Regions from separate parts of the Homo sapiens genome. Here regions 1 and 2 are each linked to region 3. Evidence: chromatin contacts called from ENCODE Hi-C or POLR2A ChIA-PET data. All regions are on one chromosome and are shown on one strand. Each heading gives the region's core, a stretch centred on a gene start or an enhancer-like site at or near the end of the contact. The rest is flanking DNA. Distances are from core to core; before and after follow the strand shown. Region 1 has its middle 19 kb from the start of ARPC3. Region 2 has its middle 15 kb from the start of IFT81. Region 3 holds the start of ATP2A2 (ATPase sarcoplasmic/endoplasmic reticulum Ca2+ transporting 2).

What was found. A loop is a pair of places that touch in the nucleus more often than their neighbours do. ChIA-PET counts read pairs that join two places held with the same protein, here RNA polymerase II (POLR2A). Pooled maps may share reads with other maps.
Region 1: a map of mammary epithelial cell shows a loop between it and region 3 (12-fold over the local background). The contact joins the enhancer-like site here to the promoter of ATP2A2 in region 3. A Hi-C loop is called at or near these places in 16 of 168 maps with a recorded cell type or tissue (B cell, CD4-positive, alpha-beta T cell, CD4-positive, alpha-beta memory T cell and 10 more), 10 of 37 single-sample maps with no recorded cell type and 28 of 50 pooled maps. POLR2A ChIA-PET finds 5 or more read pairs at or near these places in 29 of 52 experiments (A549, A673, BJ and 21 more).
Region 2: a map of heart right ventricle shows a loop between it and region 3 (7-fold over the local background). The contact joins the enhancer-like site here to the promoter of ATP2A2 in region 3. A Hi-C loop is called at or near these places in 46 of 168 maps with a recorded cell type or tissue (A673, B cell, Caco-2 and 34 more), 27 of 37 single-sample maps with no recorded cell type and 37 of 50 pooled maps. POLR2A ChIA-PET finds 5 or more read pairs at or near these places in 17 of 52 experiments (A549, A673, AG04449 and 13 more).

What each region holds. Positions count from the first base shown.
Region 1 is chr12:110,429,699-110,433,436 of GRCh38, forward strand. It overlaps the pseudogene HMGA1P3. Among named protein-coding and RNA genes, the nearest start is that of ARPC3, 19 kb to the right of the region's middle. RefSeq lists an enhancer at 2,039-2,148. Within about 2 kb of position 2,118, at least 18 of the 41 ENCODE cell types and tissues checked have a DNase peak (open chromatin) inside an H3K27ac peak, as active enhancers do; they include A673, B cell, CD8-positive, alpha-beta T cell and 5 more, where a contact is called at or near this core.
Region 2 is chr12:110,107,593-110,111,336 of GRCh38, forward strand. No RefSeq gene overlaps it. Among named protein-coding and RNA genes, the nearest start is that of IFT81, 15 kb to the right of the region's middle. RefSeq lists enhancers at 1,380-1,971, 1,972-2,563. Within about 2 kb of position 1,644, at least 22 of the 41 ENCODE cell types and tissues checked have a DNase peak (open chromatin) inside an H3K27ac peak, as active enhancers do; they include IMR-90, PC-3, ascending aorta and 9 more, where a contact is called at or near this core.
Region 3 is chr12:110,279,757-110,283,644 of GRCh38, forward strand. ATP2A2 (ATPase sarcoplasmic/endoplasmic reticulum Ca2+ transporting 2) reads left to right here and starts at 1,491. Exons shown (of 20, transcript NM_170665.4): 1 at 1,491-2,151; 2 at 2,848-2,865; 3 at 2,957-3,039. The coding sequence starts at 2,034. RefSeq lists enhancers at 999-1,068, 2,186-2,940 and silencers at 1,159-1,758, 1,849-2,358.

The DNA.
Region 1 (3,738 bases), core at 868-3,367, 150 kb after region 3:
TGTGTATGCGTGGGTGGGCGGGGGGAGCTGGGAACTGAGGCCAGGGGAAAACTGCTCCCCACTCAGCCCATGGGAGCCCTGCAGTGGCTGGTGTGCTGCGTAGTGTGGTGGTGTGGGCACAGGTGGAAGATGGGGGTGGCGGCCAGAGGCGGTGGTGATGGTGGGCCTGCGGAAGGGGCGAGGGCGGTGGGAGCGGAGCAAAGCTGTCCAGTCCCAGAAGGCAGCTGCTCCTCCAGTGAGGAGCAGGCGGCACGCACGGTTCACTGCTCCTCCTCCGAGGACTCTTGCGAGATGCCCTCCTCTTCCTACTTCTCCAGTTTTTTGGGTCTGCCCCTTGGTTTCCTTCCTGGAGTTATGGTGGTTTTCCGGGTCTTGGCGGCACCCTTGTTTTTGCTTCCCTTTGGTTGGCCCCGAGGTCTCTTAGGTGTTGGCACTTCGCTGGGCTCCTTCTGACTCCCTACAAGCGCTGTCCCAGGACTCATCGGAGGCTGCTTGCGCGGCCTGCCCCGGCCCCGCTTCTCAGTGCCCTCCTTTTCCTGCTTGGAGGCCAAGGGCTGGCTGGACTTCGAGCTCGACTCGCTCATCTTCCCTTCTCTAAGGAGCAGGTGAAAGAGTGATGGCTGGGATGCTTCTTGGAACCGCGCCAGCGCGAGAAATAGCCCTGGCTCGGAGTCCCAATTAGAGGACGGCTGAACTATTTTCAGTGTGTGCGTGTGTGTGTGTGTGTGTGTGTGTGTGTGTGTGTTCCCAGCATTCAACAATATGAAGTTGAGTTGCTTGATCAAAAATAATAAAATCTGGAGGCTGGGAGCAGTGGCTCACGCCTGTAGTCCTAGCACTCTGAGAGGCTGAAGCAGGAGGATCACTTGAGCCCAGGAGTTCGAGATCAGTGTGGGCAACATGGTGAGACCCCATCTTTATTTAAAAAAAAAAAAAAAAAAAAAAAAAGGCCGGGCGCGGTGGTTCACACCTGTAATCCCAGCACTTCAGGAGGCCGAGGCGGGTGGATCACGAGGTCAGGAGATTGAAACCATCCCGGCTAACACGGTGAAACCCCGTCTCTACTAAAAATACAAAAAATTAGCCGGGCGTGGTGGCGGGCGCCTGTAGTCCCAGCTACTCGGGAGGCTGAGGCAGGAGAATGGCATGAACCAGGGAGGCGGAGCTTGCAGTGAGCCGAGATGGTGCCACTGTACTCCAGCTTTGGCGACAGAGTGAGACTCCGTCTCAAAAAAAAAAAAAAAAAAAAAAAAAAAAAAAGAAGGGGAAGAAAATAAAAATCTGAGAACTATTACTAAATTACCTTGTCTAAAAAGTCAACATTATAATTGTTTTTAATGTCAGCATTACATTTCAATTAAAGCTGTATTTTAAAGTTCATACTATTGGACCGGGCGTGGTGGCTCACGCCTGTAATCCTAGCACTTTGGGAGGCTGAAGCGGGTGGATCACCTGAGGTCAGGAGTTTCAGACCAGCCTGGCCAACATGGTGTAACCTTGTCTCCACTAAAAATCCACAAATTAGCTGGGCATCGTGGCGCACGCCTGTAATCCCAGCTATTTGGGAGGCCGAGGCAGGAGAATCGCTTGAACCTAGGAGGTGCAGGTTGCAATGAGCTGAGATTGCGCCACTGCAATCCAGCCTGGGTGACAGAGCAAGGCTCTATCAAAAAAAAAAAATCAGACTATATTCATGTATAATTTATAATAAATCATTTGGAAATTGTCCTCTTGCATATATTAAAAAACAAAATATAACAAAACAAAACACCTACCACGATAAAGTCCCAAGGGGAAATGGTCCAGAAGCTAGTTCCAGCGCCTGTGGCCCGTGCGCCCCCTGCTGGCAGTAACGGAACTGGGAACAGGACCCAGAGTAAGCTGGTTTTCTATCATGATGGTTCCACAATTAAAAAAAAAAAAAAAAAAGGGGCCGGGCACGGTGGCTCACGCCTGTAATCCCAGCACTTTGGAGGGCCAAGGCGGGCGGATCACGAGGTCAGGAGATCGAGACCATCCTGGCTAACACGGTGGTCTCTACTAAAAATACAAAAAAGTTAGGGGGGCGTGGTGGCGGGCGCCTGTAGTCCCAGCTACTCGGCAGGCTGAGGCAGGAGAATGGCGTGAACCCGGAAGGCGGAGCGAGGCGGAGCTTGCAGTGAGCCGAGATCGCGCCACTGCTCTCCAGCCTGGGAGACAGAGCGAGACTACGTCTCAAAAATATATATATATCTATATAGATCTCTACAGATATCTAGATATCTATCTATATATATAGATATTTATCTATAGATATATCTACATATCTATATATAGATCTATATATCTACATATCTATATATAGATATATCTATATAGCTCTATATATCTACATATCTATATATAGATCTATATCTATCGATCTATATATCTAGATATATAGATCGATAGATCTATATCTAGATACATATCTAGATATATAGATCGATAGATCTATCTCTAGATATCTATAGATATCTCTAGATATCTAGATATGTCTATAGATATATATACATACATACATATATTTGGCTGGGCGCGGCGGCTCACGCTTATGCCAGCACTTTGGGAGGCCAAGGCAGGCGGATCACTTAAGGTCAGAAGTTTAAGACCAGCCTGGCCAACGTGGTGATATGTTTAAAATAAAATTTTTTTTTCTTTTTTGAGACAGGGTCTCAACTCTGTCGCCCAGGCTGGAGTGCAGTGGTGCGATCATGGCTCATAGCAGCCTCGACCTCTAGCCACCAGGCCTGGCCCCAAACCTGTAATCTTGAAATGAATCAGGGTGGCTTTCTCTCCTTTCTGACATGTCTGTAACCCCTGTGGCAGAAGTTCCAACCCAAACACCAAAACTCTGATTCTGGGTTAAGAATTTTAATTTAGGACAGGTGCAGTGGCTCATGCCTGTAATCCCAGTGTTTGGGAGGCTGAGGTGGGTGGATCACTTGAGTCCAGGAGTTTGAGACCAGCCTGGACAACACAGCAAAACCTTGTCTTGCTGGGCGCTGTGACTCACACCTGTAATCCCAGGACTTTAAGAGGCCGAGGTGGATGGATCACTTGAGGTCAGGAGTTTGAGACCAGCCTGGCCAATATGGTGAAGCCCCGTCTCTACTAAAAATACAAAATTAGCCAGGCGTGGTGGCACAAGCCTGTAATCCCAGTTACTCAGGAGGCTGAGGCAGGAGAATAGCTTGAACCTGGAAGGCAGAGGTTCCAGTGAGCCAAGATTGCACCACTGCACTCCAGCCTGGGAGACAGAGAGAGACTCAGTCTCAAAAAAAAAAAAAAAAAGCAAAAAACAAACCAAACCAAAACAAAAAACACAAAAAAACATGATACCCCATCTCTACCAAAAATACAAAATTAGCTGGGCCTGGAGATGTGTGCCTGTAGTCCCAGCTACTGGGGAGGCTAAGGCGAGAAGATTGTTTGAGCCCAAGAGGTCGAGGCTGCAGTGGGCCGTGTTCATGCCACTGCACTCCAGCCTGGGCAACAGTGATACCCTGTTTCAAAAACAAACAAACAAACAAATTTTAATTAAACAAACAAAACCCCCCACGACACACCACCACCACTCTTTTGGCTTCAGGACTGTCCTTCTGTTTATCTATGGAGTAGGTTTTCACATATCCATTCCTTTTGCTGTGTGAACTGTGGTATTTAGCTAGCTTGTAATTCAAGTCTTTAAACAGATGCTCAAGAGCATTTAACCCACAT
Region 2 (3,744 bases), core at 394-2,893, 170 kb before region 3:
GTCTGCACGGCCGGGTGCAGTGGCTCATGACTATAATCCCAGCACTTTGGGAGGCTGAAATCACTTGAGGATCACTTAAGGTCAGGAGATCGAGACCAGCCTGGCCAACATGATGAAACCCTGGCTCTACTAAAAAATACAAAAATTAGCCAGGCGTGGCGGCATGCGTCTGTGGTCCCAGCTACTCAGGAGGCTGAGGCATGAGAATCACTTGAACCCAGGAGGTTGAGGCTGCAGTGAGCTGTGATCATGGCACTGCATTCCAGCCTGAGTGACAGAGTGAGACCTTGTCTTAAAAAAAAAGAGAGTCTGCACGGAGAGCACAGTTGACTCACAGTCCTCATTCCCATTCCTCTGGATCCACCAAGTTCACGCCAAGGCCATATTTCCTCAGATGGCTCCTAGCCAATGACAGCACAGCGGGGGTGGTAGCACAGCCCCACTGCTGCTGACCTGAGATTCATCCTACCAGTGACTTTGTTCAGGAAGCCCTCATCAGTCCAGCCAAAACTTTCTGAGACCCGCATTGCTGTCTGCAGCTCCTCCTACTCACTCTTTCCTTCCCCGTCTCTTTCCCCAGGTGTTAGCCCAGTATCCCAGTCTGAAGACGTCCGCCCTTTATCTTTCACAGGGATTCCCTTGATAAATCCCCTGCAAGTCTGAGCCTGTCCTGGCATCTGCTTCCCAGAGGATCCAAATTAACACAGATAACTTCCATTTTGTAGGATGAGATAATGAAGTCTACAACCATCCAAACTCAAAATCATCTGTTGTCAAGGAAATACAGTTTCACATTGCAGTGGTAAGGACCATGGGCTTTGGGTAGACCAGGGTGTGAGTCCTACCCACCAGCGGTATGACCTTTAGGAAATGTCTTAGCCCGCCCTGACCCTCTATTTCCTCATCCGTGGAATCAGTGATTCTTAACTGGGAACAATTTTGTTTCCTCCGGGACAGTTTGCAATGTCTGGAGATTTTTTTGGTTGTCACAACTAGGGGGAGGGGAATGGTTGCAGCTGGCACCTAGTTGGGTAGAAGGCCAGGGACACTGCTAAATATCCTACAATGCACAGAGCAGCCCCTCCAAGACAAAGATTATCCAGCCCAAAATATCCATAGTGCAGAGGTTGGAAAACTCTGTGTTAAATGGGGATGATAATAGTAAACTAACTCAAAGAACTATTGTGAGGACTCAATGGGATCATGTGTTCAATATCCCTCGCCTTCCTTGTAAACTCCACAAGGGCAGGAACCAGATGATGTAGATCAATGTTCTGTATCATCAATGACTGGATCATAAAAGGCGCAAAGTAAATTATTAATTGTTGAAATATTTATCAAATGAGTGCAAATCAACAAATGCTAATTGTCATCATCATCGTCACCATTGCCATCTTTCCAGCCCCTGGCTCAGTGCCTGAGGCGTAACAGGTCCTCAATCTTTGTTGAATGAATGCATGAGAAATGAAGGATTATTTACTCATTAACTACTAATCTGTGTGCTTTGGAGAGATATTGGAAACTCTTGAGAAATAGGCCTGGCCTTTTCCTTTTTATTTGCAACGAGGAATTTTGTTCGTCAAATAAATGACCTTAAAGGATTGAGACCGCTGCCAAGCCACAGAATCGGAGTCGAGAGGCCTGACTCAGAGTCACGGAGAGGTTAGGACACACATCTTGCAGGGCTTAGGCAAAAAAGGAAAATGGGCCAGGCTTTGTGCGAACTTGCTGTGAAACAAGAGCTGTTTTCAGGGCTCAGGGACAAGCTCTGTCCCATGTTTAATTTCTTCCATCTGTCTGGTATCTGACCTCTGCTGCCCTTTAAGCCATTGCCACATATTGTCTGCACACGTTCCCATATAAGGTGATCTCTCTCTCTCTCTTTCTCTTCCCTCTCCTCTCCTCTCTCTCTCTCTCTCTCTCTCTCTCTTTTCCTCTCCCTCTCTCCGGGTAGCAACACTGACTTCCTCCACCCTGTTCGCCCTCTCTCTGCCTTCCCTGGCAGACTCTGCTGTGAGGATGGATGGCTGGAGAGCAGGAAGGGGCAGGGGGCTGCCAAGGAATGTAACAGGTTTATTTTTGTTCAGGCTGCATTCTTTGCCCAGCCTGCACGCCCCAGCCACTTGGGAATGTCACATGCCGATAAGACAGTGGGGGTGACTGGGATCTGTGGCTCAAATCTGCAACACCCCAGGTGTGAGCCATTGTCACAGAGTCGGGGAACTAAGGGTGGGAGGGGCAGGGACTCTGAGGTCATGGGACTCACCTGTTCCCACTGCCCTGTGTCTGACTCCTAGAAAGACAAGTTTGGTCCTTCAGGGAAACAATTGCAGAAATTGAGATCCATAACCACCTAAGCCCATCTCTGGGCAAAATTCAACATCTACAGGAGAGTGGAGAAGAGCCAGGTGTCAGGGTGAAATTAACAGCTGTGTGACCTTGGGCAAGTTGCCTGACGTCTCTGACTCTCAGTTTCCTTCTTTGTCAAAATAGTATCAGTGAATCTGTTCTCTACTATATGGTGAAAATACACTCACTGAGGGCAGGTATTATTGTCTATTTTGTTTCCTGTTGTTTCACCATCACCTCAAATAGTGCCTGGCACACAGTAGGTGCTCAAATATATGTTGAGTAAATTAAATGAGATAATGTTTTAAGTGCTCAGCACCCAAGAAATAAGAGCTGATTCAACAACACCCTACTCAATGACTACAGATATTTATTAAGCACCTCTTAACAGCCAGACCCTATTAGGTGCTGAGGACACAGGACTAATAGGACAGACAAGGCCCCTGCCCTCAGGGAACTTACATTTGAATGGCAGAGATCTATAATAAAATAAGCTAAGGTCAGAGAGTACTAAGGGCTATGAAAGAAATTTTTTTTTTTGAAACAGAGTTTCACTCTTGTTGCCCAGGCTGGAGTGTAATGGCGTGATCTCTGGCTCACTGCAACCTCCGCCTCCTGGGTTCAAGCAATTCTCCTGCCTCAGCCTCCCGAGCAGCTGGGATTACAGGCATGTGCCACCACACCCGGCTAATTTTGTATTTTTAGTAGAGACGGGGTTTCTCCATGTTGGTCAGGGTGGTCTTGAACTCCCAACCTCAGGTGATCCGCATGCCTTGGCCTCCCAAAGTGCTGGGATTACAGGCGTGAGCCACCGCCCTCGGCTGAAATAAATTTTTTAAAGGATATAGAAGTGTGTTTTTCCAGCCTTTTGACTTTGACTCACAGCAAGAGATATGTTTATCATGTGAACCAATGCGCACACATGCATGTTTATTAAAAGGGAAAAAACAACTGTGGTGGACTGTCTGCACCAACATCTGCCAACAACTTCTCCCATTCATAGAATGCACATGTTGCTCCCCCATCAAGAGGCGGAGTTAAGGCTGGGCGTGGTGGCTCATGCCTATAATCCCAGCACTTTGGGAGGCTGAGGAGGGTGGATTACTTGAGGTTAGGAATTTGAGACCAGCCTGGCCAACATGGTGAAAGCCCTGTCTCTACTAAAAATACAAAAATTAGCCAGGTGTGGTGGCACATGCTTGTAATCCCAGCTACCTGGGAGGCTGAGGCAGGAGAATCTCTTGAACCTGGGAGGTAAAGTTGCAGTGAGCTGACATTGCACTACTGTACTCCAGCCTGGCTGACAGAGCAAGACTCCATCTCAGAAAGAAAAAGAAAAAGAAGTGGAGTCAAGACCCAGTGCAGAGGCTCACACCTATAAACCGAGCGGGAGGC
Region 3 (3,888 bases), core at 241-2,740:
TGGTGCAGAGCTGGTCTCAGAGGGCAACAACAGCCAGCCCTCCATGACCACACTCCCACCGTGCACTCACGTGCCCCTCTTGAAGCGGCTCTGATCCTGTGACCTAACCAGTTTCCACCTGGCTTCTCTCAGTGCGTTGCCATATAGTATAATTTTTTGTTTGTTTGTTTCGTGTAGGGTTTTGTTGGTTCTTTTCCAAGTATCAATCAAAACTACATGCCAACGTCCACTCCTTGGAAATAATTAAATGACATGACGTGCCTGATTTTTTCAGCTGGTGATGCACTGTAATTTGCATCTGCTGAAGGAATTTATCTTAAGTCCTGAAGCCCAGCCACTTGAGACAACTGAGGTGATTTTTCTGCTCTGCTTTTGCTCATGCGGATGGTGCGTTATTGTTAAACACAAAAGTGGACTAATTGCTTCATTCTGCAACCTACTCCGTGAAGAAAGCTGCTCTTCTTTGTGAAGAGAATATGTTCATGTTTTGTTCATGAATTCCATGCAATTTCCCATCCCCTTGTTAAGTAATGTAGCTTCTTTATATTGGCAAAATTCCCTTTATCTTGCTGTGACCTGCGCTTTGTCCTCCCGAGCAGAGCAAATCATCTGTGGTTTAAGAGCAGCTTTGGATTCAAGTCCCCTTTTCTCCTGTCGAGGGAAGTGAGTCTATGAAATGGCCTTCATCTGAAAGCCACAGCGAAGCACCTCCTAGCCCAAGTCTAGCTGCTGTGTGGCAGCTCCAGCGGCGTGAACTGTGACTGCCCTGCAGACACCTATCAAGCGCTGCGTCAGCTATTAATAATAAAATCAACTCTTCTCCCTCCCCCCCGCGAGGGGGGTTCCCTCGTCAGGGCCCAGAACCCGCTGGGGAAGAATCGGGGCTGGCGTGCGAAGGAGCTGGCGGCAGGGGGTGTAGGATGCGGTGTTCCCGAGGCGACAGATGAAGGATTTGGGTTGTGTGGGAAGTGAACTGCGGAATTCCTCCCCTTGGTTTCTGAGGGGGGCTCTGAAGGAGCCAGATTAGGATGCAGAGCGCAGCCCGGGCGACCGAGGGCGAGGAGGCGAGCCAAGGACATCAGCCCGAGGGCGCCTCGAGACGCCCCGCGTGGACCGCGCTCCCAGCTCCTCGGCCTCGCCTTCCAACCATCCGCCCACCGGCCCCAGAGCAGCGTGCCCACTGTGAGCGCCCCACCCTGCGTCTGCAGGTGGGTGGGTCAGAGAACCGCAGGCACAGAAGAGGGTACCCAGCTTCCCCTCCGCCAGCCCCGCGACCGCGGCGCGCGCGGCCTCGATCCGGGTTCCTAGGGGCGGCGCGCGGGAGGGGGCGGGGCCTGCGCGGCAGCGTGGGCGCCAGGCGCGCGGGAGGAGGGAGCCGGGAGGAGGGGGCGGGGCCGCGCCGCCCGCGCCGCGCTGGGCGCTCTCGGCCAATGAGCGGCGTCCACATGCCGCGGCGGCGGCGAAAGGGGAGGCAGCGGCCGATAAATGCTATTAGAGCAGCCGCCGCGGAGCCGTCCCCGACGCCACCTCCTTTTCCTTCGCCGCAGTTTCCTCCGCCGCTGTCGGGCGTGCGGCGCTGAGGGACCCGGGCGAGCGCGCCGCGCACCGCCCCGCCGGCTCGCCTCCCTCGCCGCGTTCCGCCCTCAGTGGTCTGCCGGGCGCCCCCTCCTCCGGCCCGGGCGGGGCCTCTGATCGCCTCAAGAGAGCGGGGAGGGGGCTCGGGGGCCGCGGCCTGCCCTCCCGGCGGGCGGCTGAGGGCGAGGGAGGCCCTCCCTTCTGGCGAGGGGAGGGAGGGTGGGTCAGGAGCCCCCAACCCGCCCTGCGGAGCTCGGGGCCGCGCGAGGGGCGGTTGTCTGGGGGAGGGGGCGCGGGGTGATTCAGCGCCCGGCGAGGCGGAAGCGGCCGCAAGAGGAGGAGGGGAGAGCCCGTCCGCGCCTGGGCTCCCGGGGTGGCACGAGCCCGCGGCCGGAGTGCGAGGCGGAGGCGAGGAGGCCGCGGGGACGGGAGGCGAGGCCGGCCGGGCCCCCGAAGCCATGGAGAACGCGCACACCAAGACGGTGGAGGAGGTGCTGGGCCACTTCGGCGTCAACGAGAGTACGGGGCTGAGCCTGGAACAGGTCAAGAAGCTTAAGGAGAGATGGGGCTCCAACGGTAGGTGCAGGGCGCTCCGCTGCAGGGGCCCGGCGCGGCCGGGAGAGCCAGGGAAGATGGCTGACCGGGCTCCACCTCGTGGGCTTCGGCTCCGCGCCCGCCGACAGCTGCGGGCGGAGGGTCGGGCCAGCGCGCCGGCCCCGCGGGAGAGAAAGGGGCTGCGGTCCTCGCCTCGCCTTCCCTGGACCTCTTCGCTTCTCGGGCCCTCGACCTTTTCGGCGCGCAAGGCTCGGAGGCTTCTCTCCAGCAGCAGCCGGCCCCGGTGGAGGGAGGGACGTGGCTTCTGCAGCTAGGTTGAGCCCGGCAAGACGTTTTCTCGTCCCCTGCCGATTTATGAGGAGTCGAGGTCGTTGGAAGGCCTCTGACCGTTCTTGTCCTACCCAAAGTTACACATCTGGCAGAAGTGATGACATCGCTGAAACCACTCCTAGGTTCAGGAGCCCGAAGTGATTTCACGCTTAGGGCTAGACCTCAGGCCATTGATTACAAAGAGTGCATGCTTCCTTGAGATATCTTCGTGGTATGCCCTCTGCTAAAAAAATCGGATATTCTTATAGCTAGGTCTGTGTTTTAAAGATATTGATGCTTAGAATTGTAGCAGTTCTTTTTAGAAAAACGAAGTGCTAAAATGTCTCTCTCTTTTTTTTTTTAACCTCCCTCTTGACACATTGCTTGACGAATTTCTACATTCTACAGAGTTACCGGCTGAAGAAGGTAATCTTAACATGCTGTTTCTGTTTTTTTTCCTCTGTTGGTGTGCTGATGGTAAGATGACAGTTAAAACACATGTGTTTGTTTCTTACAGGAAAAACCTTGCTGGAACTTGTGATTGAGCAGTTTGAAGACTTGCTAGTTAGGATTTTATTACTGGCAGCATGTATATCTTTTGTAAGTATAAAAAAATTTATTTTCTTTCCCCCCAAAAGCTGAAAGTATTCCATAGATAAATCAGAAAACAAATGATGTCCATTGGGTGAAAACATATTTGGAGTTGCAAGCTGTGTCTCTATGTTTAAAAACAATCTGGGCATTTTAAAATTACAAAACAAAACACTTGAAGCCATTGGTATTCAGAAAATAGATGCCTGACATTTACAGTGTGGTTAGGAGTTGTCCCAGAGTGTGGCATGGTCTTAGAAATTCTTGTGGTTTATCAGCTTTTAATATCAAAAAGTTCTTTTCTGGGAAGCCTTTAATGTTTTGGGTTCTTCCATTGTTATCGTGTTGTAAGATCATACTAAGATGATGTTGGACTCTTTGTAGTCTGTAAATAGAACTTACAAAAGGAATATTCCAGTTGCTTTCCCTTCCTGGTAATGGCAAGGTGACAGTTGTTCCTGACGGTGACAAGAATGATGACGGCTGTGATGGCACCCTTGTTGACCAAATTTGGTCACTGACCTTTAGGGTGGTATATTTATCTAAATTGGACCCCTGTCTTAAGTGATTCTTAGGTTGAAAGAACAAGGTTTAGTACAGTTGGTTCTAGATCTTAAAGGAAAAAAACCAGCATGGTGTTTTTTCTTGTTCTGTGTGTGCTTACCCACTTGAGTGCTATATGGTTGCTAAGAAACTAGTGAAATGCAAAGAACTACAGCAGAAAAAGGGTGTTGGGGTGGCAAGTATATTTCTAGGTTTTTAACTTTTTTTTAAATGTTCGGTATTAATTTTTTGTTGCATTTTTTTTCTTGGGCAGTAGATTGCTTGCTAGTTTTCCTAAAAATGGTCAGGAATAGG